Linked DNA regions of Homo sapiens: all the other regions are linked to region 3. A link is a loop called in an ENCODE intact Hi-C map of the cell type or tissue named here. Cell type or tissue: PC-9. All regions are shown on one strand. Region 1 has its middle 54 kb from the start of AKR1E2. Region 2 overlaps LINC02669 (long intergenic non-protein coding RNA 2669). Region 3 overlaps MANCR (mitotically associated long non coding RNA). Region 4 overlaps LOC105376375 (a long non-coding RNA gene). Region 5 has its middle 29 kb from the start of LINC00703. Region 6 has its middle 22 kb from the start of LINC02660.

Region 1 (5,000 bases), 110 kb before region 3:
TAGTTTTCCACATGTAGATACTTAAATATTTTGTTAGATTTGTTCTAACAAAAGAGTTCATTCTTTTGGTGCAATAGTAAATTGTATTCCTTTTTTACATTTTACATTCCAATTGTTTACTCCTAGTATACAAAATAATTATATATGTTAATATTGTTCCCTGTGACCGTGATATACTCATTTGTTACTTATATATATATATTTTTTAAATCTACAGAGTCATTCATGTGACAGTTTTATGTCTTCCTTTCCCATTTGTATATTTTCAATTACACTTTTTTGTCTTTTTGTGCTAGTTAGCATTTTGGGCATGATGTCAAGTGAAATCGTATGGGAGGACATCCTTGCCATTTCTAATCTTAAGGGAAAGTCATTAAGTTTCTCACCATTAGGTATGATATTAGCTGTAGGTTTTTGGTAGATATCTTCTTATCAAGTTGAAAAGGTTCCCCTCTATTCCTAGTTTGCTGAGAATTTTTATTTTGAATGGTTGTGAGGTTCGTCAAATGTTTTTTCTGCATCTATTGATATGAGCATATGATTTTTCTTCTTAGCTTGTTGTCATGATGGATGACATTGATTGATATTTGAATGTTGAATCATTCTTTTGTATACTTTACTTCAGGTATGAAATGATCCCACTTGGTTGTAGTGTATTTCAAAAAATACATTGTTGGCTTTGACTCACTAATATTCTGTTGAGCTATAATTATAAGACATGTTGGAGTCTAGTTTATTCTTCTGTAATGATTTTAATCTGGCTTTGGTGTTAAAGTAATTCTGGCCTCATAAAAGGTACTGGGAAGTATTCCTTCTGCTTCCATTTTCTGCAGTGAAGTTTATAAAGTTTAACCTAATTCTCCTGGTTTTAATGCCTAAGCATCACCCACCACTGTGCCTCACATGTCCCAGTGTATAATCTCTCTGAATCAATTTCTTTCTGTGTTGGGGAGGTATGGTTACTAGTCTCAGATTAATGGCTACAAATATACAGTTTGATAAAATAAATAAGACTGATAGATTAGTAGGCTGATTATAGTCTACAATAATTATTGTATATTTCAAAATATCTAGAAAAGAATAATTTAAATATTTCTAGCATAAAGAAAAGACAAATATTCAAGGTGATAGGCATCTTAATTGCGCTGCTTTTATCTTTATTGATTACGTGAATGCAATAAATTATCACATGTATCCTGAAAGTGTGTACATCTATTATACATCAATTAGAAAACATTTAAAAACTCAGAGAAGGAATCCTGGATGCCCGATCACTATTTATTCCACCTGTCAATTGGCCCTCCTGGTTTTGAACCCCATCTGATCACTGCATTTGCAAAACTCAGAACCTCTCGTTTTTTATCTTTCCCCATTCTTCAGTGAAAAATTCTCTTAGGATTCAGCTTCCTTTGTTCCGCTAAGTCGGTTTCCACCATCCCGCCCAAATATTTGTTAATGTATCTCATCCACTGCAGCCTCTCCTTTCAGTCACCTGTCTGTGAATTTATACTTCTTCTCTATAATTTCCTTAGGATTTGTGGAAGGAGCAGACATAGGCGAGCATGTGTCTAATCTACTACCTTTACCCAGAGTTTCTATAATTTATTTGCTTAGAAATGTTATGAAGCTTTTACAAAATCATATGACATCCATAATGCATTATTTAATAGAGCAGAACCTTACATTTTATGAGTTTATCGTTCACGCAAAAGTAATAGAAATCTGAAGGAGACTTGAAAGGCTTGAGGCTGAAAAACATCTAATTTATGGAATTTGAGAATTGTAGCATCTCTGGGGTAGAGTTGGGTGTTTCTCTTTGTGGCAGATCTTCTCCTTACTCTGGAATAAAATGATTTGATGAGTAAGTATAGTTTCATACACATGGTGAAGTTTCAGTATAAACTCATGCAGGATTGAGGTTGGAGCCTAGTCATTATTCTTGGTACAAAGGATTAACCCAAACGCAGTTTCTTCATTCAGAGCTACTGTACATTTATTTAGAAATGGAAATTGGGTATATAAACAAGGCAGCATCTTTGTACAATAGAGCATTTTACCCCTAATTTTAGATTTGAATTATTCAATGAAGAAACATGAGGCATATGCTTCCGGGAATGTGGAGGTACATGATCTCCACTCAATGCTCTGAAGAACATTCCATGGCAAGGACGTGGCTTGACTAACATGTCCAACTAACGATGCGCTCTTCTTTAGAAGGTTGTTTAAGAGTGGATAAATATGACTTTGGGGAAAATGGAATATTTCATTTGTGGTTTTTGGTGACCAAACCATTTCTGAGTTTCCGCTTTCCTCTTAAGTAAATAGCTATGTTTATTGTCAATTAATGTGGAGCAGGAAAGAAGACAGCACCCAGATTTCTGCCATTGTTTTGAGAAAGGATATTGGCAGGTTTTCCCAAGCCATCTCCTCCAACCCTCCTTGACACCCTTTGTCCTGGGATCTGGCTCAGTGGACACAGTTATGGGGGGTGGCACATATTCTCAGAGGATAGGAAGTTTATGGGGAAGAAGGGGAATGAAACCCACATCCAGAGACAGAATTATCTGAAACTTTAACATTCAGGGACTCTTGTTTGATAAATCCCTGCAAAATCCTGGGAGAGGCTTCCTCCTTGGCAATATGTTTCATAAGTCATGTTTTATAAATGGCTGCTTTTTATAGAAATTTATTTAATGAAGTAGAATCAGATTTTCTTCTGATTCAAAACCCCAGGAATGGATGAGTCATATGCCCATTTCCTACTCTAACTGCTCTCCTTTCTCCGCTGGAACTTTCTCAGCCAAAAGCATCATTTGGAAGAAGCAAAAACAATCTTATCTAAATGGATGTGTGCAGAGAGGACTTTGTATTTACAAATAATTTGTTTTATTTTCTGCTTCCTGTAGATGGAGCTAAATCCTTAAGCATATGTTTACATGTGATGGAATTCCCAGGAAGGAGATCTTTGAAAGACAATAATAATATCTGCTGCTGAAGGCTTTTAATTCTTTGGACAATAAGTGGTGCTACACTGGGCACAATTTGGTGCTAAAGAAAGAAAGTTATTTGTAGGCAGAATCCTGTACCTGCCTCCTAGTCTCTGCAGAGAACAGAGAGTTTGTTGTTGAATAGAAATGGCCAGCAGTGTTACTATTGCTGTATTTTGTATTTTATCTAAGGTCATATTCAACTTCTTTTTTTTCTCATAAAAAATTAAACTGTTAAACTGCCCATTATCCATTGTCCTTTTACACGGGTGTTTCCTGGTCTTGTCTGTTGCTCAATGTGATTGAATGACCATGTATGACAAATAGTAATGAGCTCATAGTATTTCCCTTAGTCAGTTAATAAACAGTGCATATCTTTGGAAGAAGAGACACACTTTATTACTTCCCCATATGGTTTCAAAGGGATGTGAGAGCACAATGAGTCAGGCCAACAGGAAAACTTAAAAAAAGAAACGGAAAAAAAAGTTTTTAAAGAATCTTATTGTGTTTCTCCCAAGTTGCTCATAGCAACTTGTTTATTAATTCTAGAAATAGGCAAAGAAATTTTATACCTTAATAAGAAAAGAAAAAGACAATATTTTAGGGAGTTTAAATAATATTTATATGGAAAACAATTTTATTAAGTGAATTCACATATGTCTTAAGTGCTTTTTAGTGTATCCAAGACAGCATTAGATACATGTTACTTCTTAAAAAAATAAATGACCCCTCAAAAAGTTTTTAAGACATTTTTCTATTTTTTTCCAATCAGCTTCCATTTTTGTAACTAGTATACTAATTCACGGCAAAGTAAAAACAAACCAATTATAACATAAAATATTACTTTGAGATATTTTGATTATTTTTAAACGTCATAATTATTTGAAATCAGAAAGCAAAAAATGCTGGAATCAAAGTTAATTTCAGCCTCCAAATGTTTAAACTGTGTATTAAAACCTCTCTCATCTTATGTAAATTTTAATTCTTTAAAGTTGTGACATTTTCAAAAATCAAATATATATTTTATTTGGATTAATACATAATCTTGCAGAATGAGTTTATTATAATTTTATTCATATATGAGCTTTAAATTTATATCCCAAATAATTCTCAGAAACATTGGAGTACTCAGTTTTGTAGGTTGGTTAGCATTTTGATGTATCATTTACTATTAGTTTTTAGAGGTTAGAGCATCAATGAAAAGAAATATTGGTAATATAGAGGCAAGTTCTGAAATCTGTGGTTTCCAAGTCAACATTCAGGATTATTCTTTTAAAAAAATATAATTAAATTTTCTCAAAGTTACATTTACTATATTACAAATAGTCTCTTGTTTTGATTTATTAGGAAGACGTTAACAGCATATTCTTTTTTATGCAGTTTTCTTAAGACTCCATTAAAACAAATGGCTTTCCGGTCCGTGCCCCCTTCCAGGTCAGCTAACAATTTTATATTGATTTGCAAAAGAGGCTCCATTATAAAAACCTTTTGTAATTATCTAAATTCCATGTGTTTAGGAAGCTTTTGAACCATCCAGGAATAAGCTAATTTCCGTAATGGTGAGAAAGAATTGTACAGTGGATACAATAAATGCTTGTCTACTTACTTAGGCTTGTGTTTGAGTCTGTAAGTGCATGATTTGCTAATTTTGTTAAAAAAATAGTAAAAATTCTAATCTTCATTTGTATTGTTTCCTATATAAAAAAGCAAACCATTAGCAATTATAGTCCTATTTCTTAGTCATATACTGTCAATCAGCTATCTTGAAGATGGAACTGGGAAACCAGAACTTATATTCAACATGATAAGGAAATTTGAATTCATTTTATATACTATAAAGTTTATAAAAGTTATTAATAAGTAACCATAAGAATGGATTAAAAAATATTTAAAGCATACCAATTGACAGATTTGTAAATATCATTGAAAAAGTCAGAGATAACTTGGCCGAGATATCTATAGCACCTTTACACTTTAAAATTTTAATATCAATATGCCTTCTTATGAGTTATG
Region 2 (5,000 bases), 1.2 Mb after region 3:
CACTTGAGGTCAGGAGTTCGACACCAGCCTGGTCAACATGGTAAAACCCTGTCTCTACTAAAAGTACAAAAATTAGCCCGGCATGGTTGTGCATGCCTGTAGTCCCAGCTACTTGGGAGGCTGAGGCACAAGAATGGCCTGAACACAGGAGGCGGAAGCTGTAGTGCGCTGAGATGGCACCACTGCACTCCAGCCTGGGTGACAGAGTAAGACTCCATCTCAAAAAAAAAAAAAAAACAATAACAATAATACAAACAAAAAATACAGTACAACGACTATTTCAATGGCATTTATCTTGTATTAGATATAAGGTATGTAGAGATGATTTAAAGCAAACAGGAGGATGTGCATCAGTTATATGCAAACACTACACCATTTTGTGGATTTGGGTAGTCACTGATGTTGTGGGGAGGGTGTGCTGGAGCCAGTTCCCCAGGGATACCGAGGATGACTGTATTCAAGCTGAAACTTGGCCCACAGTTGGGAAAACATCCAGTTTTCAAGGTGGTACCTTCAGCTGTTTCACAGGAAAGATCAACTTGGCCTTTTTCTTTGGGAGCCAGACACAAAGCAGTGTCTTCCTTCAGGTTCACTGCTACAGAAAACCTGCACGTCTTTTCCCTCAATAATTGAGGTGTTGGTGTTCCTTCTCCTTCTCTGCCCACATTTTGCTCTGACTCAAATTCCTCAAATAAGAGTGAGATAGCACAGACTGGGAAAAATCCAACTCTCAGGAGAGTTCGAGGCCTGGCAGCGTCAATGGCGGGCATGTCCAAGCCTCTCCCTGTTGGAGCTGATTCTGTTCAAGACAGGGAGCAGCTGATGCTTTGGGGAACTGAAGTGGGGACCCCCCCACACACCATCTCTACTCCCACCCGCTCTCGGACCCGAGTGGGAACAGCTGTTTCAGCAAGACTGAAATATTAGACTTAGCTGCGGTTTAGTCCTGTCCTAGACTCTGCAGAACTTTTTTTGGCTCTTTGCAAGGGCGTAATGAGTCATGCATTTCACAAGCATTTTCTAAAACGGGGAAACGCCTCCCTATTTGAAATAAGATTCTCCTATGAAAAGAAACTGTGTCAAAAACACCAAAGGACTAATCCACGCACTGTGTAACTTTCATTCCCCCTGCTTGAGTCTCTGCTGAAGACCGGTTTTAACTGTTAGAGGCCTGAAACCCAATCCTGTTATAAATCAAGAAGCCAAATTCCCTTTGGGCTTACATCAGAGCAAACAAATCAGTGCCTCCTCTAATACTAAAGATTAGGTCACAGGCCAGAGGAAACCTAACCTGCTTTGTGGGTTTAGAGCTGCAAGAGCTGTACAAAAAGAAAGAAAGAAAGAAAGAAAGAGGAGAGAGAGAGAGAGAGAGGGAGAAAGAAAGAAAGAAAGAAAGAGAGAGAGAGAGAGAAAGAAAGAAAGAAAGAAAGAAAGAAAGAAAGAAAGAAAGAAAGAAAGAAAGAAAGAAAAAAAGCTCTTGGCCTAACCCTTAACCAAATGTGAAGTGCGTGTCATAGGTGGATGGAATGTCATTCTGCTCCTTGAAATCATCATTTTTAGCAACAGATTCATATCACAGTCACTTTTCCATGATGGCATCTCCACATTATTTTGACCCTTAATAACCATCCCAGGCACCAAAAGCAATCATCAGGTTCTATCACAAGCACTTTTCTGATACCTTAAAAATTTTCAGAGTCTGGGGCTGGTAATTTCTCTTTATGTCCCTGTAAACCCCAAATCAATCTCGACTTCCCTGCCCTTTCATCCAACTGATGCTGAGAACTTTCTCCCCAAAGAAAGAAAAGCCAGGCATTCAGAGTCAGATGTGGTGTGGACTGTTTCTGGTTAGATGACTCAGCCCATTTTTGTGGATTTCCCAAGATGCTTTCTGAAATTCTGTTGAAAAATATCTTGTGTGATCTGGTAACAAATTAAACAAAAGACAAACCACCAAATGCTTGCCTGTTTGAAAAGGCCAACCACAAAATACTCCGATTCACGGTGACCTATCGTGGGGGAGAAGCAGCTCTGGATCATCAGATAAATTCTAACTTCCACAAACCCCGGCTCCCTGGACTCCTTTCTGAGGCTTCATGAAAGATAGAGGGGGGTTTCACATAACTGCATTTCAAATAACTCTAAGGCTCATGACACCAAGATACTTTTTAAGGTTTTAGAAAACTTGCCCTCCTCTGCTGACCATGCCAAGATGCACTGGTGGCTTTGGTTTGCCTTATTTTGCCATCTTCAGTTTTAAAAGTATTGAGAGACAGAGGATGCTTGTTTGTTTTCATTTTGTTTTAATTCCAGAAGCTAAGTAATCACTTAATATATATTTTCTTTGACAATTAACAAAAGTGATTCATACTTTTTGTGGAAGTCTATTTTCTTTCCAGCAGCACACGCCCACATTTCTTTGGTGACTTACAGAGCAGAACAATAAGCACCGAATCTGTTTTTCACCAACCAGGATTCCTCGCCAGGCTTTTCCCAGCATACTCACGCAGATGGAATTTCTGGCTCACGCTTCGTCCTTTTGCTGTTGTTGTTGTGTTTGTTGAGGTTGTTGTTAGGTGTTTTCCTCTGAACTGAAAAAGGGATATATCTATGCTCTCCCTGATCTCTCGGGAAGCTGACAAAACAAAGAAGCGTACGTGCCCAGCACACACAGCCCCGCCCAACCCTGTGGTGTAGTTTGTCCTGCCCAAACACATGAACCACAAAGTGCGCTCATTCACAAACACACAACTTCCTTTCCTGAACAACAGCGCCTCCCGCTCCCGCTGGAAAGGGTGTCCCCAGCTGTCTGGGAGATGTCCTGCCCCGCCGCACGGGGGTGGAATTTGCAGTTTTGCAGAGGAGTCACCAAGACGAGGCAATTTGCTTGCTCTTGGTAAAGTTGTTTTGTTGTTGTTGCCGTTGATTCTATTTCTCTTTCTGGAACTGAAATGTTGGCCTTTGGAGAATTCCTGCGCTATAAGGAGTACACAGACTTGGGAAAACTTAGCACACCAAGAGAAGGAGTGGCACTATGTGTTTTGCCAAAACCCATCTGAAATTTCCTGTTTTCCACGTTTGGGATGTAACGTTAACTTTTAGGGTCAGAGTTGCTCTCTCCCGGGGAAGTTGCAACTTTTTATTCCTGACTTCTTCAAGGGCTTGTGAAAGATCTCCAATGTGCTTCTACAAAAGATACAAATGCCTTTTTAAGAAAACCCTCTGTGAGCTGCACTCATTGGATCTGAAACCAGATGCATTCAATTTGCCTTTAAGTCTTCACCAGCTCATCCTCAAGGTAAACAAAGAAAACTCAAGCAAGTGTACAAAGAATTTTATTTTGCCCTTGAAGATAGTAAAACAACTTCAGACATTGAATAGTCTGTGAACAATCAAAAAAGTTACACTAACATCTAATATTTAAAATGGCTTCAGTCAGTAAGAACCTAAATGTCATAATTTTCATTCTATATAGACTTTATTAATGACTGTTAGAGTATACAATGTGTGTGTATATTTATATACATACACTGAATGTTAGAATATATAATGTGTGTGTGTGTATATATATATATATACACTGAATGTTAGAATATATAATATACACACACATTATATATTCTAACATTCATTAATAAAGTCTATATCTATTAATGGCATTATATATATTAAAGACCTAATATATAATGATACTTTTATTGCCAAAAGGGAAAACTGCAAAAAAATAGATATTTTTACATTTTTAAGAACAAAGTCGAGGTCAGGCACGGTGGCTCACGCCTGTAGCTGGTGGCTCACGGCCTCCAGCACTTTGGGAGGCCGAGGCAGGCAGATCATGACGTCAGGAGATCGAGACCATCCTGGCTAACACGGTGAAACCCCGTCTTTACTAAAAATACAAAAAATTAGCTAAGCATGGTGGTGGGCGCCTGTAGTCCCAGCTACTCGGAAGGCTGAGGCAGGAGAATGGCATAAACACGGGAGGTGGAGCTTGCAGTGAGCTGAGATCAGGCCACTGCATTCCAGCCTGGGCAACGGAGCGAGACTCCGTCTCACAAAAAAAAAAAAAAAAAAAAAAAAAAAAAAAAAAGAACAAACTCTAATGGTTCCGAAAAGATGAAAAACTCTATATTGTTAGTTGTTTCTGAATAGAGAAGTACAAATACAAGCAATGAGATAAGATTAGATTCTGTAGAAACTTCCTGAGAAGCCAGTCTCCAATCTATAATCTCCTTATTCTTTCCTTCAAATCTTAAACCAACTGAATACAGATTTTAGCTGAAATATAGCCATATACATAACACCATTTACTCTAAAAATTTCCTCCATGAAACTTAAAGTTGAAAATAGAAACACTGCCCACGTTCCCTGAAAAATCACCCTATAATTATTCCGGAAAATGCTCAGATGGGTCCTACGTGGTGTAAAGCAGAGGAAAGCTCTGACCACTTGGTGACCTGGCTGCCTCCGGCATGTGCCACGTGCATGAAAACAGGAGGGAGGCACGCACTCTGTGATGGTGCCATGGCTGGGGCCTGAGCCGCCCCGTTCCTATCCTGTCACCCCCATCTCCCGCGCAGGCTTCTAGCTGTGAGCAGTGGTTCTAGGCACCCCTGTTTATATTCACTCATGTTCCTGCAGGTGAGCTTTCATTCCTGAAGTTTGTGTAATGCTGAAGTTACAGTTTTACAAGCAACGTTGAAAACGGCTTCCTGCTGTAACTTTCAGGAAGAGGAAGAGCTGTGTTAAGCCAAACTCTGGAGGCCAGTGACTGCATGTTTGCTTCCACAGGAGGCTGGTCCGAACTGCAGCTTGTCCTCACAGCCAGGAGAATGTTTGTCCAGAGATCACTTTAAAAAATGCTCATCAGGTTGACAGTTATAAGACCATAATATGAGGACTTCACCCTGCTGATGAGGGAGACTCAGAGAATGAGAAAAGTACAGCTTTGGTAACTTTTGAATGAGTTCCATACTTGTCATAAACACAGACCAACCCAA
Region 3 (5,000 bases):
ATGATTAAACTAGTTACTATATGACCTGGCAATTCCACTTCTAGATACACACCCTAGAGAAATAAAAACATATGTCCAAACAAAAACTTGTACATCAAAGTTCATAGCAGCATTTTTTTTTTTTTTTGGTCAGAATGTGGAAACCAAAAACAAATATAGCCAAAATGTGGAAACAACCAAATGTCCATTTAAGAGAGAGTGAATGGGTAAATAAAGTGTTGCATAGCCCTACAATGAAATATTATCCAGCCACACAATAAGTGAAGTTCTGGTACATGGTAACATGTGGCTGAATCTTAAAAACATTATCGAAGATAAGGAAGCTAGAAATCTTAATATAAAAAATATAAAATGTCCAGAAATAGTATATCCATAGAGACAAAAACTAGATTAGTGTTTGCCAGGGCTGAGGGAAGAGGAGAAGTTACTGCTAGTATGGAATTTCTTTTTGTTGTGTGAATACATTTGGGAATTATATAGTAGTGATGAATGTGCAACTTTGTGAATACATGAAAACCACTGAAGTGTACACTTTAAAATGGTTCATTTCATAGTATGTTTTTATCTGTATTAAAAAACAGGCCAGGCATGGTGGCTCATACCTATAATCTCAGCACTTTGGGAGGCCAAGGTGGGTGGATCACTTGAGGTCAGGAATTTGGGACCAGCCTGGCCAACATGGGGAAACCCCATCATATCTAAAAATTAAAAAAAAAAATTAGCTGGGCGTGATGGCACACACCTGCAATCCCAGCTACCTGGGAGGCTGAGGCAGGAGAATTAGCTGGGCCTGGTGGCGGGCGCCTGTAATCCTAGCTACTAGGTAGGCTGAGGCAGGAGATTAGCTTGAACCTGGGAGACAGAGGTTGCAATGAGCCGAGATGGCAGCACTGCACTCCAGCCTGGGCAACAGAGCGATTCTCTGTTTCAATAAACAAACAAACAAAAAACAGTATGTGACAAAAATATAGCCGTGGAATGAGGAAACAAACTTTTATCATTTATAGCTAGAAATGGACATGTCTAGATATAGAAATTATTTTTCAGATGAGCAATGCAAGCATTCACTTCTTATATTTCAAAGACCCTCAGCTTTGCCACAAAATCCACAAGGGCATATATTATACAATTGTTTAACAGATGTTGATTTAGTGAAGTCAATGAGTCTTTAATGTCCATTTATTTATGTAGTAATGGTTGAGTTCCACCTAATGACTCTAGATTTAGTTATAACAGGATTTCACATATTTGGGCAATTCTTTATATATTTTTCACATTACTTTATATCATCCTTTCAATAACATTTCAGTTAGACTTGGGCATTTTTGTTCCCATTTTATGTATGGAGAACCTAAAGAAATGAGAACTTCAGGGTTTTATTCAAGATTGTGTAATAAATGATGGAGGCCCTACCAGTCCCAAACCCTCATTCTTAAATTACCTCCAAATACATCAAAGGGAGAACCCACACAAAGACAAATATCCACGTTAAACATTTCATGAGAACGCTTTTTCCTGCTAGCTTAAAAAAATCAAGCTGATATGTAGTTTCATGGTAGTGAATGAAACGCTCCTTAGACTTTATTTTTAAAGCCATTCTTCTTTGAATGGTTTGAAGAACCTGCAGTAACGCTCAGCTCTGCCTTGTGAAACAGAATGTTCATATCATCTTGTTACTCTTTAAAAAGACATTTTGGCTCTGAATAGTTCACAGATTAAAATAGGTTAACACGCAGGACGTTAATCTCTGTTTATAGAAAATACCGAGACAGATGGAGAAGTAATTATGAATAAAAATAGATCTGTTTCTCAAACAGATTCCTGTACAGAGGCATTTAAACATCAAAGAAACTGAAGGCAGGGGCAGGGTGAAACCTAGCCCGTTGCTTTGACACACCGTCCTGGAGTGACAAATAGGATATTGACAGGGGAATCTGTTTAAGCCTGGAGCCATAGCTAAGCTGGACTTCCAGTAGCTTCTATTATAAGTAGCTTTTTCTGTGCCACCTAGATTTATTTGGCTGTGCCACTGTAATTTTGGACTGGAACTGAATGAACACAGTGTTGGTCTGAATACTGCTGATCCTCTGCCTATAATAGGATCAACTGACATTACCCAGGTTGCTGAGGCATGTGAAGTGCCTCTGTAACCAAACTCCACCCTTGAGTCAGAGCCTGGTAATCCCTGGAGACTAACAGACATCCACGTGTTCTGCATGATTCATGCAACTGCTATCTGCAGACAGTTGCTGGGTGAAACGCCCTGTTAAGTGTTTACTCATTATGGCTACTTTGCCCAACTACCCTTGAGTTATTTTGACTTGGACTAGAAAGGAAAAAACGAGAGCCAACAAAATGGAACAAAGAATTTGCCCTTTCTCCTGAACATTAGGATCTTTGGTGATTTATGTGTAGCTTCCCTAGGATAATATGAGACTCATGTTTACAGGGAACATGGAAATCCAGGAAACAGAGACAGAAGTCACCAAAGTGAAGAAGCAGAAATAAAAGCCAGGCTAGTCGGGATAGTGTACAGATATGCAGTTAATATAATTACAGCAAAAACAGGCATACTTGTGCCAATCTTTAAAAAAGCGTTTTAAATCTGGGGTCCCCAATCCCCAGGCTACAGACTAGTACTGGTCCGTGGTCTGTAAGGAATGCACAGCAGGAGGTGAGTGGTGGGCAATTGGGCACAACCGCCTGAGCTCTGCCTCCTGTCAGATCAGCTGCGGCATTAGAGTCCCACAGTAGTGCAAACCCTACTGTGAACTGCGCATGCCAGGGATCTAGATGGTGCTGTTTATGAGGATCTAATGCCTGAGAAGAACAGTTTCATCCCCAAACCATCCCCCACCTACCACATCCGTGGACAAAATGGGTCCCTGCTACTGTTAATATTGGGGACTGCTCTTTTGAACGATGGTAAATGATTTTACTCAGTTTTGTTTTCTGAAAAGACTGCTTCAAATTAACTTTTTGAAGTTTTCCATCAAGTGTGTGTGACAAGTAAAGGAAATACTGCTACAAAAATATGATAATGGACTTGCCATTATTTAGCATGTTATTATTGCCCAACAACATTTTTTTCCTGGATGATAAGTATTTATTAGATATGACGGTTACAGAAAAATATAAGCATGAACAGTATGCATCTATTTGAATGCATAAGTGTGTTCACAGGTGGTTTCAGAGAGAGAAATTGAGAATGAGTTGAGGGGAAGAAGATTAAAAAGGAAGGGGGACTCAGAGATCTGCAGTGACCCAAATATCAACAAGGCTTGGGAACATTTTGGATCCTGACAAGGGGCTGCTCTCCAAACCACGTGTGTGCTCAGCGTTGTACACAGTTCAGTTTACTTCATGTGTTGGAATTCAATGGTGCCAAAGTACATTGGCAAACAAAGTGGACAGAAGAGATAATCTGCTTGTCAGCTAGAGACAGACAAGAGGCATGGAGAGGGGTGGCTGAAAATAGGGCCGTTGGCATGCGCTCAGGGACTGGAGTGGAGGAAAGTGCTTGGGGGCACTGCAAATAGCACTGATGGGGAAATCTAGGAGGTTGGGTCACACTGAGCCTGTGAGCCACGGATCAGGAGAAAACAAGACATGTGATAGGCAAACCCATGGGCTTCTGATGCAGGCGCTGTGCTGTGTTCCTCATGGGGCTCCTGGCAGATGGCTTGGGAGAGGGGCTTGTGTGCCTGTAAAGCCGTCTCCGGGGACCTGAGCTGCGAGGTGTGCGAAGTAGCCTCTCGCTCCTCATAGGCAGTTCTTTCACATATCTGCCAGAGGACGGCTCTTCTGCAAGAAAGAAAAGGAAACACAAACGGAGTGGAGGAGTCCTGTCGAGCAGCCAGCCCTGATGCTTTTAGTTCTCTCCCTCTTTACAGAGTTCACATCCACGCATGGCCACAGAGTAGGAGAGGTCACTGCTACGGTGATCAATTCATATCAAAACTACAATTATTTGCATAGCCACTGCCAAATATAAAGTGACCTTATATACATATTCTTATCTGGCATACACCTTTGGTAAATTCGCTAAAAAGGAGATGTTGCAGCACTGTGTTCTTGGCTATTTTGTTCACAAAAACACTTGGATCTCTTAAGGTAATATGAGCAAAATCTGGTTGTTTTCCAGCATGTAAAGTAGTTTAGTTGCTATAATATGACTTTTGTCCATCGAGTCACTTATTCACCTCTGCCACTGAATACTAACGTTTGGCCCTGAGACTCTCTGGCAGCAGGCACAGAGCCTAACCCACAGTGGGCTCTTGCTGTCTATATTTTTTTGAGACGGAGTCTCACTCTGTCTCCTGGGCTGGAGTGCAGTGGTGTGATCTCTGCTCACTGTAACCTCTGCCTTCCAGGTTCAAGTGATTCTCCTGCCTCAGCCTCCCAAGTAGCTGGGATTACAGGTGTGCCCCACCACATACAGCTAATTTTTGTATTTTTAGTAGAGAAGAGGTTTCTGCATGTTGGCCAGGGTGGTCTCTAACTCCTGACCTCAGGTGATCTGCCTGCCTCAGTCTCCCAAAGTGCTGAGGTTACTGGCGGAAGCCACCGCGCCTGCCCCCTTGGTGTCTATTCATGGGTCCAGTACAGTGATGCAATTGGAGGGAGTGGGGGGGAAGGAAGGTGACTTCTGTCTCTGTTTCCTAGATTTCCATGTTCCCTGTAAACATGAGTCTCATATTATCCTAGGAAAGCTACACATAAATCACCAAACATGCTAATGTTCAGGAGAAAGGGCAAATTCTTTGTTCCATTTTGTTGGCTCTCATTTTTTCTTTTCTAGTCCAAGTCGAAATAACTCAAGAGTAGTCAGGCAAAGTAGCCATAATGAGTAAAGATGGGGAGAGACAGAGAGGGTAAGGAAGGGAGAAGAGCAAGAGATAGCATGGAGAGGGAAGGGGCAGAAGAGAAAAGAATGAAGAGGAGGATGAGACTCAGAGAGAGGGAGAGAGGGAGATAGAGATGTGCAGAGAAAGGAAATC
Region 4 (5,000 bases), 71 kb before region 3:
ACTCCCCTCACTCCCCACCCCCTTACAGGCCCGGGTGTGTGGCGTTCCCCTCCCTGTGTCCATGTGTTCTCCTTGTTCAACTCCCACTTATGAGTGAGAGCATGCGGACAAACACCTTTATCTTAAAGAGTGTTGTCCAACTTGTTTCTTGCTCGTTAATGTTGCTGAGACAGATCTGTTTGAAGATATCCCACTATCTGCTTGAAGCCATCGTATTTTACAGCACACACACACACACACACACACACACCATCCTTGGACATGCCAGCAGATGTCCCTACCTAGAAAGTCCACTCTTCTGTTCCGTAGTCCCTGATGCATGGCTCTTTTTCTGACACACCTTTGTCCCGCCCCACTACAGTGCTTGGCAGAAATGGAGGAGAGAAAGAACATTTAAAATATGATGCCAAACATGGCCAGGCGCGGTGGCTCACACCTGTAATCCCAGCACTTTGGGAGGCTGAGGCATGCAGATCACCAGGTCAGGAGATCGAGACCATCCTGGCTAACATGGTGAAACCCTGTCTCTACTGAAAAACAATACAAAAAAATTTAGCCCAGTGTGGTGGTGGGCGCCTGTAGTCCCAGCTACTCGGGAGGCCGAGGCAGGAGAATGGCATGAACCCAGGAGGCAGAGGTTGCAGTGAGCTGAGATCGCACCACTGCACTCCAGCCTGGGCAACCCAGCGAGACTCCATCTCAAAAAAAAAAAGAAAGATATTATGCCAAACACAACCGTGTTCAAAACTGATTGCACAGCAGAAAAAAAATGTTACTGAACGCAAAAACTTATTTCAGCTGATTTTGGCTTTCAGGATGATATTGTGATTCCTATCAGGCAGGTGGCTTTTAGAGGAAAACGTTTCTAGTTTTGAGTTTGGAATTGTATGTAGCTACCTCCTTCCTAAGTGACTTGAAACAATAGAGCAAGAGTTTTCACTGACTGGAGCCAGTTCAGAAGAAAGTGTGGAGTTGTCCTAAAAGAAGAAAATATGATATTTGAAGAGCAGCAGGGAGCAAAGGGCCCAGAAATGGATGAAAGGCTTTGCCCCCTGGGGAGGAGGTCCATCAGCAGGACACTCTGTGAAGTGACTGGGGCTTTAGGTGCAGGCCACATAAGAAACTGTTGAACTGTGACACAAACTGTTTCATTACAGCAAAGTTCAGTAAAGATGTGTAGCACGCAATGTCCTCAAGCCTTTGGCATTGTGGAAAATTATTAAAAGGTGGTTACATCTTACATTTGGGTTTACTTATAAGATGGGCTACAATAAGCAGCTAGATAATTCAGCTGCAAACTGAAAGAGGAAGGAAGGAGGGAGGGAGGGAATGAGAGAAGGAATGAAGGAATGAGGGAAGGAAGGAATGAAAGAGGGAGGGAGGGAAGGAGGGAATAAGGCAAGGAGGCAAGGAGGGAAGGAAAAAAGGAAGGAAGGAAGGAAAAAGAAAGGAGGCAGGGAGGGAAGGAGGAAGAAAAAAATATAAATCAAAGATGACTATGAGAATCTCTACAGTCTATATTAAATTTTCCATAATAGGTGGGGGCTTATGCAGGTGTGTGTGTGTGTGTGTGTGTGTGTGTGATATTAAATAAGAAGGAAAGCCCAGATTAAAGGACTTGGAGACACATAGGTTATATTAAAATTTAACAACATGAGCTTGAACTATGGGAAGCAAGTATTCCATTTATTCAATCATCTGTGTAAATAATTTTAGGCACAACGTTAGGTTCTGGGGGACAGAGATATTAATAAAATGGTCTCTTTATCCTGGGTGTTATTTTTATTTATTTATTTGTTTATTCACTTTATTTATTTATTTATTTATTTATTTATTTGAGACGGAGTCTCGCTCTATCTCTGAGCCTGAGTGCAGTGGCGGGAACTTGGCTCACTGCAACCTCCACCTCCCTGGTTCAAGCGATTGTCCTGCCTCGGCCCCATGAGTAGCTGGGACTGCAGGCGCGCACCACCACGCCCAGCTAATTTTTTTGTATTTTTAGTAGAGACGGGGTTTCACCATGTTGGCCAGGATGGTCTCAATCTCTTGACCTTGGGATCCGCCTGCGTTGGCCTCCCAATGTGCTGGGACTACAGGCGTGAGCCACTGCGCCTGACCATGATTAATGAGTTAAGAAACAAAGTAGAAAGAAACCTTACATTTGGCGCAAGTAATGTGAACAAGCATACACTAGGTGAAACTTCCGAATATTCACAGTTATAATAGTTAAAACAAAAAGCAAAACTACGGAAATATAACAGCCATTTTAAGTTCACCGATAGGATGCAATTCTATCTGGAAAAAGATTCTTTCCATTATCTGGCAATCAAATGTCATTCAAAGACATCAGAAACTCTTGTAGACTCCTTGCCTTGCTTTTCCTGGATTTAAAAATCCTAGAGCTATTCTCACAGACCGTATGGGTCAGGGCTCCACACAAAACATAGCATTTTCCACCCTGGAAACTTCGCAATGGAAACTTTGCAAAGTTCGGGGTGGAGCTAAGGGAAACAAACAGGAGACACAGGAGGAACAGAAGCCAGGACTCTCAGGGAGTTATTGCCACTGCCCTGCCTCATGGGGCAAAAAGAGGTGGTTTCCAGAGCCCAGAAAAGGGCTGCAGTGTAGAAGTGTGTCACTGGACAAGGCCTGTGCCTTCTGCCAGTCAGACCCCCAAACCTCCTGAACCCAAGATCATGGGAAAGGGAAGCAAAATTTTTTTTTTCAAAATTTATCATTGTTTCCTTGGTTCCTAGACCTATTGACCTCAGGTATGACTAAGAGGTGGCACCAAACATTGCCTTCCGGTTTCATGCTTTACTGTGACCTTGCAGGGCAGTGCCTTAACAATGAAGGTGCCGTCTCCCAGCTAATGACTTAGCTGAGTCTTCAATAGGTCGTTCTCCATGTTGTGTTGCAACGTGGTGGGGCACATGGTCAACCACTGAATTTATATTTGTCTCAGGCGTCTACGGGTTGTCTGGGAAATTCTGCTGCTCTGAACTAGAACTGGCCAATCTCAGCTGGGCACTTATTCACCTGTGGCCAGCTCATGAGCAGGCTGGGAGCTGGCTGGCCTAGAATATTCCCAGCTGAGACAACCCAGTTTTTCTCCACCCATCTCATCCTCCAGGGGCTGGTCCAGCCTGTTCTCCTGGTTCTCAGAAATAGTGTGCCTGGGTTCTCAGAAAGAGTGTGCATGTTGTCAAGTCTCTTCTTGCAGCATGTTTTTTGCTGTCCCACAGGCAAAAGCAAGTCTCATAGCCAACCCAGAATCTATGTGGGAGGAAACTAGGAATGGGCGTGGAGACAGGGAGAGGTGGAAAATGAAGAACTTTAGTGCAATCTACCAGAGGTACGCTGGCCTCAAAACATAAGTTTGAAGGTGCTCCTTTTTAATTATTTTCTGGATGAGTTTATGAAACATTGTTTTCAGTTATTTCCTAAATGCTTAGAAGAGTTTCTCAGCAAAGTCATTTATGCCCAGATTTTCTCTTTTGGCATAGTTTCAATTACATTTAATCAATTACAGAATCAATTTGTTTAATAGCTAAACAATAATTTTAAGGTTCTCTTTCTAGTCTCAGTTTTGGTAAATTTGTATTTTTTAATCAAACTTATAATGTATTTTTTTCAATATTTGTCATAATGTGATGTTTTTATGTATGTGGGATTTGTAATCAGCCTTTTGTGATTCTTGATTTTTTTTTATTTGAAACAGAGTCTTGCTCTGTTGCCCAGGCTGGAGTGCAGTGGCGTGATCTTGGCTTACTGCAACCTCTGCCTCTTGGGTTCAAGTGATTCTCGTGCCTCAGCCTCCAGAGTTACTGGGACTACAGGCACCCACCACCACACCTGGCTATTTTTTGTATTATTAGTAGAGATGGGGTTTCACCATGTTGGCCAGGCTGGTCTCAAACTCGTGACCTCAGGTGATCCTTCCACCTCGGCCTTCCAAAGTGCTGGGATTACAGGTGTAAGCCACCATGCCCAGCCGATTCTTGATATTTTTAATTTGTGTTTTCTGTGTTATTTCTTGCTAGGATTTTATCAGTTGTGTTAATTTTTTAATATTTGGCTAAGAGGTAGTGCCATAAAATATAAAAGCAAGACATTCATACTGGGCAAGGAGCACCACCAGATTGTAATGAAGATCTGACATCTTTGAAAATAAAGTTAAAAATAAACAGTGAGATGGTTCATAATACACTGAACTATATCAGTAGCAAGGATGTGCACACGAGTTAAAATTTAATTCCTATGTGGAAATGTTGATGAATAAAAGAATATTGAACCTGGGGAAGCCCAGATCTGGGAATTCATGAAAACTATCTTCAAATAGTGGAGAGGCTGACATACGGAAGAGGGGTTAGTTTTTTTCTGTGCTTCCCCAAGAGGTTGGAGTAGGTAGGATTTACTAGTGAAAGTTATAGGGAGATGGATTTCAACTTCATTAAGGGAGACTATCATTGCTGTGCCAAGCAAGGATATCTTGGCTTAAGTTGTTCAAGGTGAAGCTGGATCCCTGCTTAGTGGAAATATACAGGGCTGTGGGTCTCAATATGTTCTCTCCCTGAGATCTTGCAGGAGTTCTGCGAGACCAAAATGTTTTTCAGAATTACACTGAGACCTCGTTTGCCTTTTGTGTTGCACTGATGGTGCACAAGCCATAGTGGAGAAAACTACGGATGGCTGAGCACAGATATGAGCAGCGGCATGAAACTACGTCAGCAGCGAGTTTTATTTTTATCCATTAGAACATTAAAAGGAATCAAGTGTTGACTTTATTTAAGAAACAGCACTAAAATAAATTAACTTACAATATCGACCCTTCAGTACACATCTTTTAAACATTCCTTGTGATAGCTGGGAAATATGCATACTTAGCTTCTGGAAGTCAAAGTATGATGATTATTTTAAGGAACAGCACTTGTGAGATACAGTTGTGAGTTGATTTTGTTACTTTTTCATGGAAAATAATTTTCAATTGAAAAAATAGC
Region 5 (5,000 bases), 310 kb after region 3:
TTCTAGTTACCACAAAACTGTCTATATTTACGGGGTACATAGTGAGGTTTCCGTACATACAATGTATAGTGATCAGAGTAATCAGCCTATCATCTCAAACATTTATCATTTCTCTGTGTTGGGAATATTTAGCATCCTCCTTCTAGTGATCTGAAGCTATATAATATATTATTGTTAACTATAGTTATCCCACAATGCTATAGGATACTGTAGAATACTAGATACCTTGCTCATATCTTGCACTTTTAGGATAAAGAAGGCTAATAAGTCAGCTAAGTTTGGGGGGTCACTAAATTGTTGTCCATATTAGTATCTAGAAATAAATGGGTGGAAAAACAGCCCCAGGGCAGGCGGTGAGATCCAGGAAATTTTCTGTTATACCCTACTGAGCCTCTTTAGTCCTTGCTAGCTATGTTTTCCTACTTCTTTTTTTTTTTTTTTTTTTTTGAGATGAAGTCTCACTCTGTCACCCAGGCTGGAGTGAAGTGGCACAGTCTCTGCTCTCTGCAACCTCTGCTTCCCAAGTTCAAGTGATTCTCCTGCTTCAGCTTCCTGAGTAGCTGGGACTACAGGCGCCTGCCACCATGCCCAGCTAATTTTTGTATCTTTAGTAGAGACGGGCTTTCACCATGTTGGCCAAGCTGGTCTCAAACTCCTGACCTCAAGTGATCCATCCACCTCAGCCTCCCAAAGTTCTTGGATTACAGGCATGAGCCACCATGCCCAGCCTGTTTTCCTCTTCTTTAAAAGTCTACTTTTCTACTTGAGCTTGATGTCTACTTTCTATCCAAAATCCAACGTTGTAAAGTTCCCGTGACGCCAAGAGCTTCCACCTTTATGTGCATCAACTTCTAAAATCATGTTTCTTCTTTCATCATAAAAATGTGAATTGCTGGTTTTCAGTAAATGCTTTGATGTACCTAAAAGATTGTTCAACTTTTTCCCAACTTTTGTTAACTCCAGTGACCAACCACTTATCATTAAAAAATGTCCAAATCCTTGCTTCTCAATCACTAATTATGGTGGCCCATGAAAGAGATGGTCGAGGATCCACTGACCCAAGAACAAGGGTGGATACCAAGCCCAAGTACTCCACAAAATAACAAATTCTGTGAAAGCAATGCCAACATCTAATGAATTAGAGAATGAATAGAGTCCATGTAAATATGTATTTTGAGCCAACAAGATAAAGGCAATGAGAAGTGAGAGTAGAGTCCATGAGGGTTATTGCTGGATGGAAGAGTGTTGAGTCACTGAAGAAAGAGAATAATGTACTGCATATTTCCCTCCAATAATTTTGAGCCCAAAAGATGATATGCAGAGGGGAATCGGCCAATTTTTGAGACAAATATAGTTGAACCAATTTGTGTTTTCAGACACAGCCCAAAATAAAATGCATTGTCACATTTAGCCAATACTGAAAATAAATTAAAATAATGAAATTTCCACAAATGGTTGGTTTGAACACATGGTACAAGGCTGACCTTTTTTCCTTCTGGTTAAACACAGATGTATATGATTTACTCATAATCCCTTCATGCATACATTTTCAGCTATGGTTTATTTTTTCATTGTAGTAGCAGTGTTTCTTCTGTTTCCAAGTTAAAGGGTTTCCTCAGTTCCATCTAATTTCCTTTACATGGAATTTAACCTCTCCTCTTATCCCCAAAGCAAAGTTTACTGGAATTGACAGTCTAATTCAATGAAAAAGAAAATTGCATGTCCTCAAATATGTAGCCAACCCATACTCAAAGAGCTACATCAAAATAAAGACTAGAAACTTGTTTTTACTAAGTGGTTAGCTTGGTAAAATTTGTGAACTAGAGTAAGAGAGGCAAATTATTTTGGCCTTCCTGTTAGTGTTTAAGGCAGTTCTAGTGTTTGGTGAACTTGGCATCTCACACACAGATACACAGAAAGTCACCAAAATAACTGTGGCCACTTTTTCGATTGTGAAATATAAGTCAAGTTAATAAAATGGACTTAATTCTTCATGATCCACGTTCATAGAGTTGATACTTCAAACGTTTGTAGGGTATAGGAATTGAAAACCTAGATTTGAGGTCTCTCTCAGTTACGGGGAGTATAGTGCTGACCTCACTTCATTTCAATGGCCTGGTCACTAAAATGAGGATAGTAATGAAATCTTCCTCAATGGTTGTTGGGAAACTTTCCCCAGATGAATGTACTGAGAGCTGAACTGAGATAGTCAGAAGCCACAACACACATACAGAATCTGACTTCTTTGTAGCCCTTATCAGAGAAGGAATCATTTAAGGTTCTTAAGAATTGTGAATGACGTTGAGTAAACTCCCAATAAATATTAGTTATAATTGCTGACTCACTTAAATAGAATGCCACCTGGTATTCCTTGAATTTTTGCTTCTTGTTCCTTGAATAAATGTGTAATATGAATCATTAACAAAAAAGAGAAAAAAGTTGCTGTTTTAATTTGGGTTCCCTGAAAAACATCTTGAGAAAAGGGTTGGATTGTAACCCAAGAGATGGGCTCTTCCTGACGTTCAGTTCTTGCTTGGAAAGTGGAGGTAATAAACGATTTCATTTTATTTTGTTTTCCATCCTGTATCATGAAAGAGTTGGAATAAGAATGTAATAGGACACAAAGACAGCGCTATTATCTTACAAATTACTTCATTAGACAGAGAAAGTATGCATGTTGGTGAGAATTTAAAAATGCATTTTGCTTGGATAGTGTACAATTCATAACAGGGACTTAAATGTAAAGCGTACAAAACAGGAACAAATATTGTAAAAATCACCTTTACTAAGGCATATGAATTCTATCAGCTGCCTGGCATACTGTGGGCACAATTTACAAGTATTAATACATTTACTTCTCATTCAGTGCTTTCAGGGAGCTACTAGAAATTCTCCCATTTTACAATTAGGGAAATTCAGGCTCAGAAACTTCTGCATCCTGCTCAAGATCATCTCCTGTCGTCTTGAATCAGTATTTGAAGGGGAATAGCCTGAGCTCATACTCCACAAGCGTGGCCACAACTCCATGCCACTTGTTCATTTATCTTTTGGGATGCCTTGTAATGATTGGCTTCATGTCCTCTCTACCTTCTCAGCTAACAGCTCAGTGACAGCAGGGTTCTTTGTACCTTATTCACCCTTACGCTGCCTGTGCCTCACACAGCGCCAGACACCAAGGAGGTGGAGAATAGATACTCGTCGACTGATTTGTCATAACATAGAGCTGCTCATTTCCACCTGTATTTCTGGTGAAAGAAAGAAAAGCTGAGGTCAGTTTTATGGGCCATTAAATGTTTTATGCTCCCGGCAAAGCTGACTCAGTCCCCAGGCAGGTTGTGTTCTGTGCTGCTATGTTTCGTCCACAAGAGCTGGGCTTATACTTCAAATAATACATCCATTCTAATCACAGAAAATGCATTTTCAGTTCTAAATCAGTCACTCGTGTTATATTTGAAATATACTTTCCAGGTTCAAGCACCTTTCCCTGTGATGGACAGCTTTGTATTTAAAAGAATCCAGATTCCCTTTGTTTGCACTGTACTTTCTCCTAAAGAATTTGAGAACTCCTGTTAAACACAATGCTTTTGTTGGAGGTTACAGGTTGTTTTGATTAGAAAATGTAAACAAAGTAGATTCACATTGTCCACAGAATCTGGAAATTACACCTTTACCAGTTATGGTGTTTATGCTGTTTTCTATCCTTTTAGATAAAATTTACCAGAGGAAATGACTCAGCAATGAAAATATTATGTTGTCCAGGTGCCAGTGTTTTACAGGCTGGTGGTAGTGAAGACGTTAGGTTGAGAGTAAATGTCCTTTAAATAAATTGTGTGTAACCTTGCCTATTCAGGAACAAAAATGAAAATCAAGAAGAAGAAGGAGGAACAAGAGGTGAGAGAAAGGGATAGTTGGTAGCGTATGTTGGAGTTTTATTTATAGTAACTAGCTAGTAAACCATTAATATATCAGCATATTGATGGGTTTTTCCCCGTGTTTTCTTTGAAATCTCTGACTAGATTTTGTGATTAAGTGTCACTCTGTAAATGATAAAGTAAATGAGACTTCATAGTGAATACTAATATTGAAAAAACTGAAAACAGGATTATAAAAGGTTTGCTTTTTGTATAGCAGCAAAGCAACTAGGATCTGTTTATAGAAGTAGACATTAAAAGCAGAGTCTCCTACTAGCACCTTCTGAGAGAACCACAACCCTTATTTAACAGTTTATCTATTTTTGTTTCTAACACTGGCTCCTAATTTGTCCATGTATTAAATATTTTCCTGGAAGAGTATGACATAAACCTGCAAACATCCCAGTGGTTGGAGAGATGCTTAACAAACACAGATGGATGCTGGTGATATCATAAGTACCAGACCCGAGAAGCATCCTTTTACATTTTTCAATCAGCCACTTATCTAAAGAGAATTCATATCTTTCCCCGATCCTCCCTACCTCCTCCTAGAAATCTCAGCCCTAGCCAGGGACATGAGTCGAAGGGCTTTTCTTTCTCTCTGGCATTATTATAGGAGGACAGTGTGAGCGCTGCAGCAGGTCTGAAGTGAGAGGAGAAATGAGAGACCTTTGCTCCATGGCTGGGCAGAGGCAACGCAGTCCACGCGGATGTCCCTGCTGGGCTATTGTGTTCTGAGATATGGAACTCGGCAGTGGTCGTGATGCCCCCAATCACAGTGGAATTTAATCATTTCTTATCAAAGCATTGTCTCTTCCAGATATTTTTCTCACTCTAAACAGCCGGCGGGAAAAAAAGAAAAGATAAGAGGAAGAAGGGAGCTGAGAATCTTTTGTGAAAGGTGAGGAGGTGAGAAGGTGAGGAGGCACCAGCCACACTGAGGAAGGAAGGGCTGTTGCCAAGAAAAATGCTTCTCCATCATAACTTGTCCTTTCCTCTGCTTTTCCTCCAGCTCTTTTCCTCCTGAACACCACTTAGTGATTGGCACGAAGCACATTTTACCCCTCCCCAGAGGCAGCCGACCTGCAA
Region 6 (5,000 bases), 770 kb after region 3:
AAAAGTAAGCACACTCCTTATCTCCCACCATCAAATCATGACTTGCCATGTGATGATTTATCAAGGAAGTGACAGCATTCATACCACTCTGTTACCATGAAAATATGCATGAAGTCAGAAGCATATATGGTAACAGTGGTATGAATGCTGTCCGTTCTCTGATAAATTATTGCAAAGATTCCCTAAACCCAGAAGCCACTCTCTATAGTAATTTTTCTTTTTGCCTTGTTATTAAATACTTATAATCTTTGTCTTTAAAAACATCTAGCTGGACACTTCCAGAAGGCTGGTTAGGTACCTATTCTTCTTTTCTTTTTATTTCTTTCTCTCTTTCTTTCTTTGTTTCTTTTTTTTGACAAGGTCTCGCTCTGTTGCCCAGGCTGAAGAACAGTGCTGCAATCTCGGCTCACTGCAACCTAACTCTGCTTCACGGGTTCAAGCGATTCTCATGCCTCAGCCTCCCAAGTAGCTGGGATTACAGACACACACCACCACATCTGGCTACATTTTGTATTTTTAATAGAGACAGGGTTTCACCATGTTGGCCAGGCTGCTCTTGAACTCCCGGCCTCACGTGACCTGCCTACCTTGGCTTCCCATGTGCTGGATTACAGGCATGAGCCACAAAACCCAGCCAGTGCCTATTTTTCTTGACAATAATACATATAGAACTGTTTGGACCAGAATTTATCAAGGAGTCAACATCTTAATGTAGAAAGAGGGTGAGGTTTGAAGCCAGAAGACCTGGGATCAAGTTGTGGGCTGTCAGTCCCAGGTCTTCTGGGTTCAAATCTCATCCTTTCAAATCACTGATTAACTTCAGGCAACTTACTGTCGTTAAACTTGAGTTTCCCATCTATAAACTAGAGATGATGAAACTTCCCTTTCTGAATTGTCTAAATAAGTTCTGAGATCTAAATAAGTTCATGCATTTGAAGAATGCTTTATAAAATGTAGATGGAATGATGTTTATGGGTAAGGTCCCCTGTTAGGTGTTAAAGGTGACGCCAATGATACCAGGTGGCTACTGGTAAAAGACAGGGCAAAGAATCTTATCTTACTGTGACACAGGTTAAGAAAATGTAATGCAATTTAATTGGATTATCTCTACAAAAACCCTCAAAGCTGTTACATGAAAGGGGTCCCGATTCAGACCCCAAGAGAGGGTTCTTGGATCTTGCACAAGAAAGAATTCAGGACAAGTCTACAGAGTAAAGTGAGAGCAAGTTTATTAAGAAAATCAAGGAATAGAAGAATGGCTACTCCATAGGCGGAGCAGCGGCGTGGGTGGCTCATCTAAGGATACTCGCTATCTTTTCATCACATGCTAAACAAGAGCTGGATTATTCCTGCGTTTTCCAGGGAAGGGGTGAGCAATTCCTGGAACTGAGGGCTCCTCCCCTTTTTAGACCCATATCCAGTAACTTCCGGATACTGCCATGGCATTTGTAAACTGCCATGGTGCTGGTGGGAGTGTCTCTTAGCATGCTAATGAATTATAATTAGCATATAATGAGCTGTGAAGATGACCAGAGGTCACTCTCACCGCCATTATGGCTTCGGTGGGTTTTGGCCGGCTTCTTTACTGTAACCTGTTTTATCAGGTTTATCGTGACCTGTATCTTGTGCCGACCTCCTATCTCATCCTGTGACTTAGAATGCCTAACCTCCTGGAATGCAGCCCAGTAGGTCTCAGCCTTATTTTATCCACTCTCTATTTAAGATGGAGTCGCCCTAGTTCAAACACCTCTGACAAAGCTACCATTTTATGAAGAAAATATGATGTTGAGTCGAGGTTGCAAACTCAAATGCTAACATGGGCCAAGAAGATTATGTACTGAGAAGTGAAGCTTGGGAGCGATAAACACAGGTGTAGAAGCATCCCAGTGACTGGCAAGTGGTAATCAGCCTCAGTGCAGGGCTGTAGGGAGTGCTGGAGACTGTGGCAAAGTGTAGTGAGAACTCAACTCTGGCCAGTTGTTCCAATCAAGGAAATTTGGATCTAGTCTTCCCAGATTTCCAGGGTTTTCAAGAAAAGATAGAAATCTAGATGTGTATGTAAAGTCCTCCAGTTTTGAACCTTGCCTTATATTATGAACCTGCCCCCCTCCCCCCAAAAAAAAGCACCATGTGGATTGATACTGTGTCCAGAAAACACAGGTGCAATCAGGTCCATTTGTCAGTAGCCTCCTCCTGAGGCAAGAGGACAACAGGCTGAGAGAGGAGGGTTTAGAAGTTGAGTAATTGTCTTATTGATGTCAAAATTCACTGAAATGGTTCATTAGCTCATGAGGACATTCGGAGGCTATCAAAGAAGGCCGGCATAAGGAAAGAGAAAGCTAAAGTCAAGGTCTGGTCATTTGTGGGAAATGGCCTCTGAGATCACCTGGCCTTGAATGAAACTTTTTTCCCCCTCTTCTTGCTAAACATTCCTGAGGACAGTATGCATCAAGATGAAAGCAAAACATTCCTCTCTGGCCAGAGTCTGTGACAAAAAAAGGATTGAGGGATGGATGGGTGCAGGGAGAGTGGGTGGGGGCAATTCTTTCTAATCGTATCAGCTGAGCATGGGACAGTGCACGGCACATTCAGAAAAAAACTTCCTGGAGAAATGTGAAGCCAGCAGGGTTCAACTCATTTCTGCTGTTTTTGCAGCAATATTTTTATGATGTTAGACAATAAAAAGAGACAATGTGTACAAAAATCAACACCACTTGTTTTTATAAAAAGCGATCGTCAAAACAAAGGTTGGCTTTGATCTTGGAAAGAAATACTCATTTGTTTATGTATCTGATGAGAATCTTAATTCCTTAAGCCAGGAGCTCTGAAATAACCAGAGCATTTAGAGCTGAATAAAACGACAGAAAAGTGAGTTTATCAACCCCTTTAATTTAACTTGTACGTAAGACAGGGGTGTAGGGGATGGGAGTGAAGGGCGTTACTAACAATTCATTAAGAGCTGCTACTCCCAACATATATTAAGAGACAGAATTATTAGTATTTTTCTAAATTACAAATAAAATATATACATATCAATTGGTTCAAAATAACTACTTCAGTTGAGACCACTAATACTGTAGTGATGTTTTTAACCTTCCACAGCTTCAGTAAGGTCATCTCTGGGTACAGAAGTAAAAAGAAATTGTTTTTCCGATTTCAGTTAGTTCGAAATAACTGCTTCAATTGAGGCCACTAATACTGTAGTGATTTTTTTTTTATCTTCCACAGCTTAAGTAAGGTCAGCTCTGGGTACAGAAGTAAAAAGGAAATTTTTTTCTGGGCACAGTGGCTCACACCTATAATCCCAGGACTTTGGGCGGCTTTGGGAGGCCAAAGTGGGAGAATCACTTGAGCCCAGGAGTTCCAGCCTGGGCAACACAGCGAAACACTATCTCTACAAAAAAACATAAAATAAAATAAAGCTAGTTGGCCGGGTGTGGTGGCTCACACCTGTAATCCCAGCACTTTGGGAGGCTGTGGTGGGTGGATCACGCAGTCAGAAGTTCGAGACCAGCCTGGCCAACATAGTGAATCCCTGTCTCTACTACAAATACAAAAAATTAGCCAGGCATGGTGGGGTGCACCTATAGTCCCAGCTACTCAGGAGGCTGAGGCAGGAGAATCGCTTGAACCCAGGAGGGTAGAGGTTGTAGTGAACCGAGATCTCACCACTGCACTCCAGCCTGGGCAACAGAGCAAGACTCCATCTCAAAAATAAATAAATAAAATAAATAAAGTTAGTCGCACATGGTGGTGTGTGTCTGTGGTCCCAGCTACTTGGTAGGCTGAGGTAGGAGGCTCGCCTGAGCCTGGAGAGTTCAAGGCTACAGTGAGCCATGATCGCACCACTGCACCTCAGCCTGGATGACAGAGTGAGACCCTGTCTCAGGAAAAAAAAAAAAAAAGAAAGAAACAAACAAACAAAAGAAAATTTGGATATTTGCTCCTGATGTAAAAAAGAAACTCAGCATTTCAGATTGCAAATATACATTTATAATTGCAAAAATAATACAAAGGAATAATTTTAGGGAAAAATACAATACATATATGTATATATGAGACCAAAGGGAACGCCTCTGGTCTTATGTCTGGGTAACTATGACATGAAGATAAGTGGCCTCCAAAACAGCTCTCTGCCCTGTGCTCTGACTCAATCATTCATTTAAGTTACACGAGTTTATGGAGAGATCAATGTGCCAGGCCCAATGATAAGCACAGCACAGAAGCTACAAACCAGGCCTTCAGGACCTTGTCCTCCGGGGGCTGTCCTCAGCTCCCTGTCTGACCCCTGCAGGTAAGGATCTCCTGATTTGGTTAATTCCTTGAGGAATGTCCCCTGAGGTTAAGAACAATGTGTATCCTCAGTGAGTAGCAGAGTGCCTTTGTACACAATGCCCATGTGATGAATTAGGTGAGTTAATAACATGAGGGGCTGGAACGAAGGAGGAACGGAATGCCTTGAGAAGTTTTAGAAAACTAGTTTGTGTCTGGGGCACCCTAAGCCTTGGAGGAAGCTGTGACTCAGTCCCAGAGCAGCGGTGATAGTAACTAACCCCAGACACTGACGTGCCAGGCTCCGTTTTGCCAGGAAATTCCCCTTAGTGAGAAGGACGGGTTTGTTCTCATTTATGGCTTTCTCCACCTCTCTTGAATGAACAGGAGTCTCAGGAAATGTCTGGGAACCGGAGACTATGGAAAATAAAATTTTTAAAATGTGAAACACAGCAAAGTTTTTTTTTTCTTTGTTTTGAGACAGAGTCTCGCTCTGTCTCCCAGGCTGGGGTGCAGTGGCCTCATCTCACCTCACTGCAGCCTCCATCTCCCAGGTTCAAGCGATTCTCGTGCTTCAGCCTCCCAAGTAGCTGGGACTACAAGGCATGAACCACGATGCCCGGCTAATTTTCTGTATTTTTAGTAGAGATGCGGTTTCCACATGTTGGCTGGGCTGAGTCTTGAACTCCTGGCCCCAAGCCCACTTTGGCTTCCCAAAGTGCTGGGAT

What was found. Peaks named below come from ENCODE experiments on the same cell type or tissue, not always from the same donor. Only the 100,000 strongest peaks of a DNase experiment are listed, where the experiment ranks them.
Region 1: it touches region 3 in a loop (6-fold over the local background); 59 of 110 quality-filtered maps call a loop at or near these places.
Region 2: a loop joins it to region 3, with 6 times the contacts of the local background. A loop is called at or near these places in 13 of 110 quality-filtered maps.
Region 4: a loop joins it to region 3, with 6 times the contacts of the local background. A loop is called at or near these places in 6 of 110 quality-filtered maps.
Region 5: a loop joins it to region 3, with 7 times the contacts of the local background. A loop is called at or near these places in 22 of 110 quality-filtered maps.
Region 6: a loop joins it to region 3, with 11 times the contacts of the local background. A loop is called at or near these places in 10 of 110 quality-filtered maps.

What each region holds. Positions count from the first base shown.
Region 1 is chr10:4,769,274-4,774,273 of GRCh38, reverse strand. No RefSeq gene overlaps it. Among named protein-coding and RNA genes, the nearest start is that of AKR1E2, 54 kb to the left of the region's middle. In PC-9, a CTCF peak has its summit at 2,909 (motif pointing right); DNase peaks (open chromatin) are centred at 2,833 and 3,363; H3K27ac peaks cover 2,179 bases.
Region 2 is chr10:3,465,298-3,470,297 of GRCh38, reverse strand. The region is part of intron 3 of LINC02669 (long intergenic non-protein coding RNA 2669); the gene reads left to right. The region is part of intron 1 of LOC105376360 (a long non-coding RNA gene); the gene reads right to left. The region is part of intron 1 of LOC124902538 (a long non-coding RNA gene); the gene reads right to left. Among named protein-coding and RNA genes, the nearest start is that of LINC02669, 35 kb to the left of the region's middle. RefSeq lists an enhancer at 1,791-2,990. In PC-9, a CTCF peak has its summit at 2,835; DNase peaks (open chromatin) are centred at 1,147, 1,907 and 2,597; H3K4me3 peaks cover 2,798 bases; H3K27ac peaks cover 4,122 bases.
Region 3 is chr10:4,660,503-4,665,502 of GRCh38, reverse strand. All of the region lies in intron 1 of MANCR (mitotically associated long non coding RNA), which reads left to right. LINC00705 (long intergenic non-protein coding RNA 705) reads right to left here. Exons shown (of 3, transcript NR_015425.1): 3 at 3,084-3,804. Among named protein-coding and RNA genes, the nearest start is that of LINC00705, 6.8 kb to the right of the region's middle. RefSeq lists enhancers at 2,032-2,326, 2,052-2,346, 1,617-2,816, 2,200-3,182, 3,183-4,166. In PC-9, no CTCF peak of the experiment used is centred here; a DNase peak (open chromatin) is centred at 2,222; H3K4me3 peaks cover 531 bases; H3K27ac peaks cover 2,411 bases.
Region 4 is chr10:4,731,507-4,736,506 of GRCh38, reverse strand. The region is part of intron 2 of LOC105376375 (a long non-coding RNA gene); the gene reads left to right. Among named protein-coding and RNA genes, the nearest start is that of MANCR, 56 kb to the right of the region's middle. In PC-9, no CTCF peak of the experiment used is centred here; a DNase peak (open chromatin) is centred at 2,986; H3K27ac peaks cover 2,008 bases.
Region 5 is chr10:4,352,835-4,357,834 of GRCh38, reverse strand. No RefSeq gene overlaps it. Among named protein-coding and RNA genes, the nearest start is that of LINC00703, 29 kb to the left of the region's middle. RefSeq lists an enhancer at 3,614-4,813. In PC-9, no CTCF peak of the experiment used is centred here; DNase peaks (open chromatin) are centred at 2,264, 3,244 and 3,594; H3K27ac peaks cover 2,226 bases.
Region 6 is chr10:3,887,585-3,892,584 of GRCh38, reverse strand. No RefSeq gene overlaps it. Among named protein-coding and RNA genes, the nearest start is that of LINC02660, 22 kb to the left of the region's middle. In PC-9, no CTCF peak of the experiment used is centred here; DNase peaks (open chromatin) are centred at 2,394 and 4,414; H3K27ac peaks cover 3,466 bases.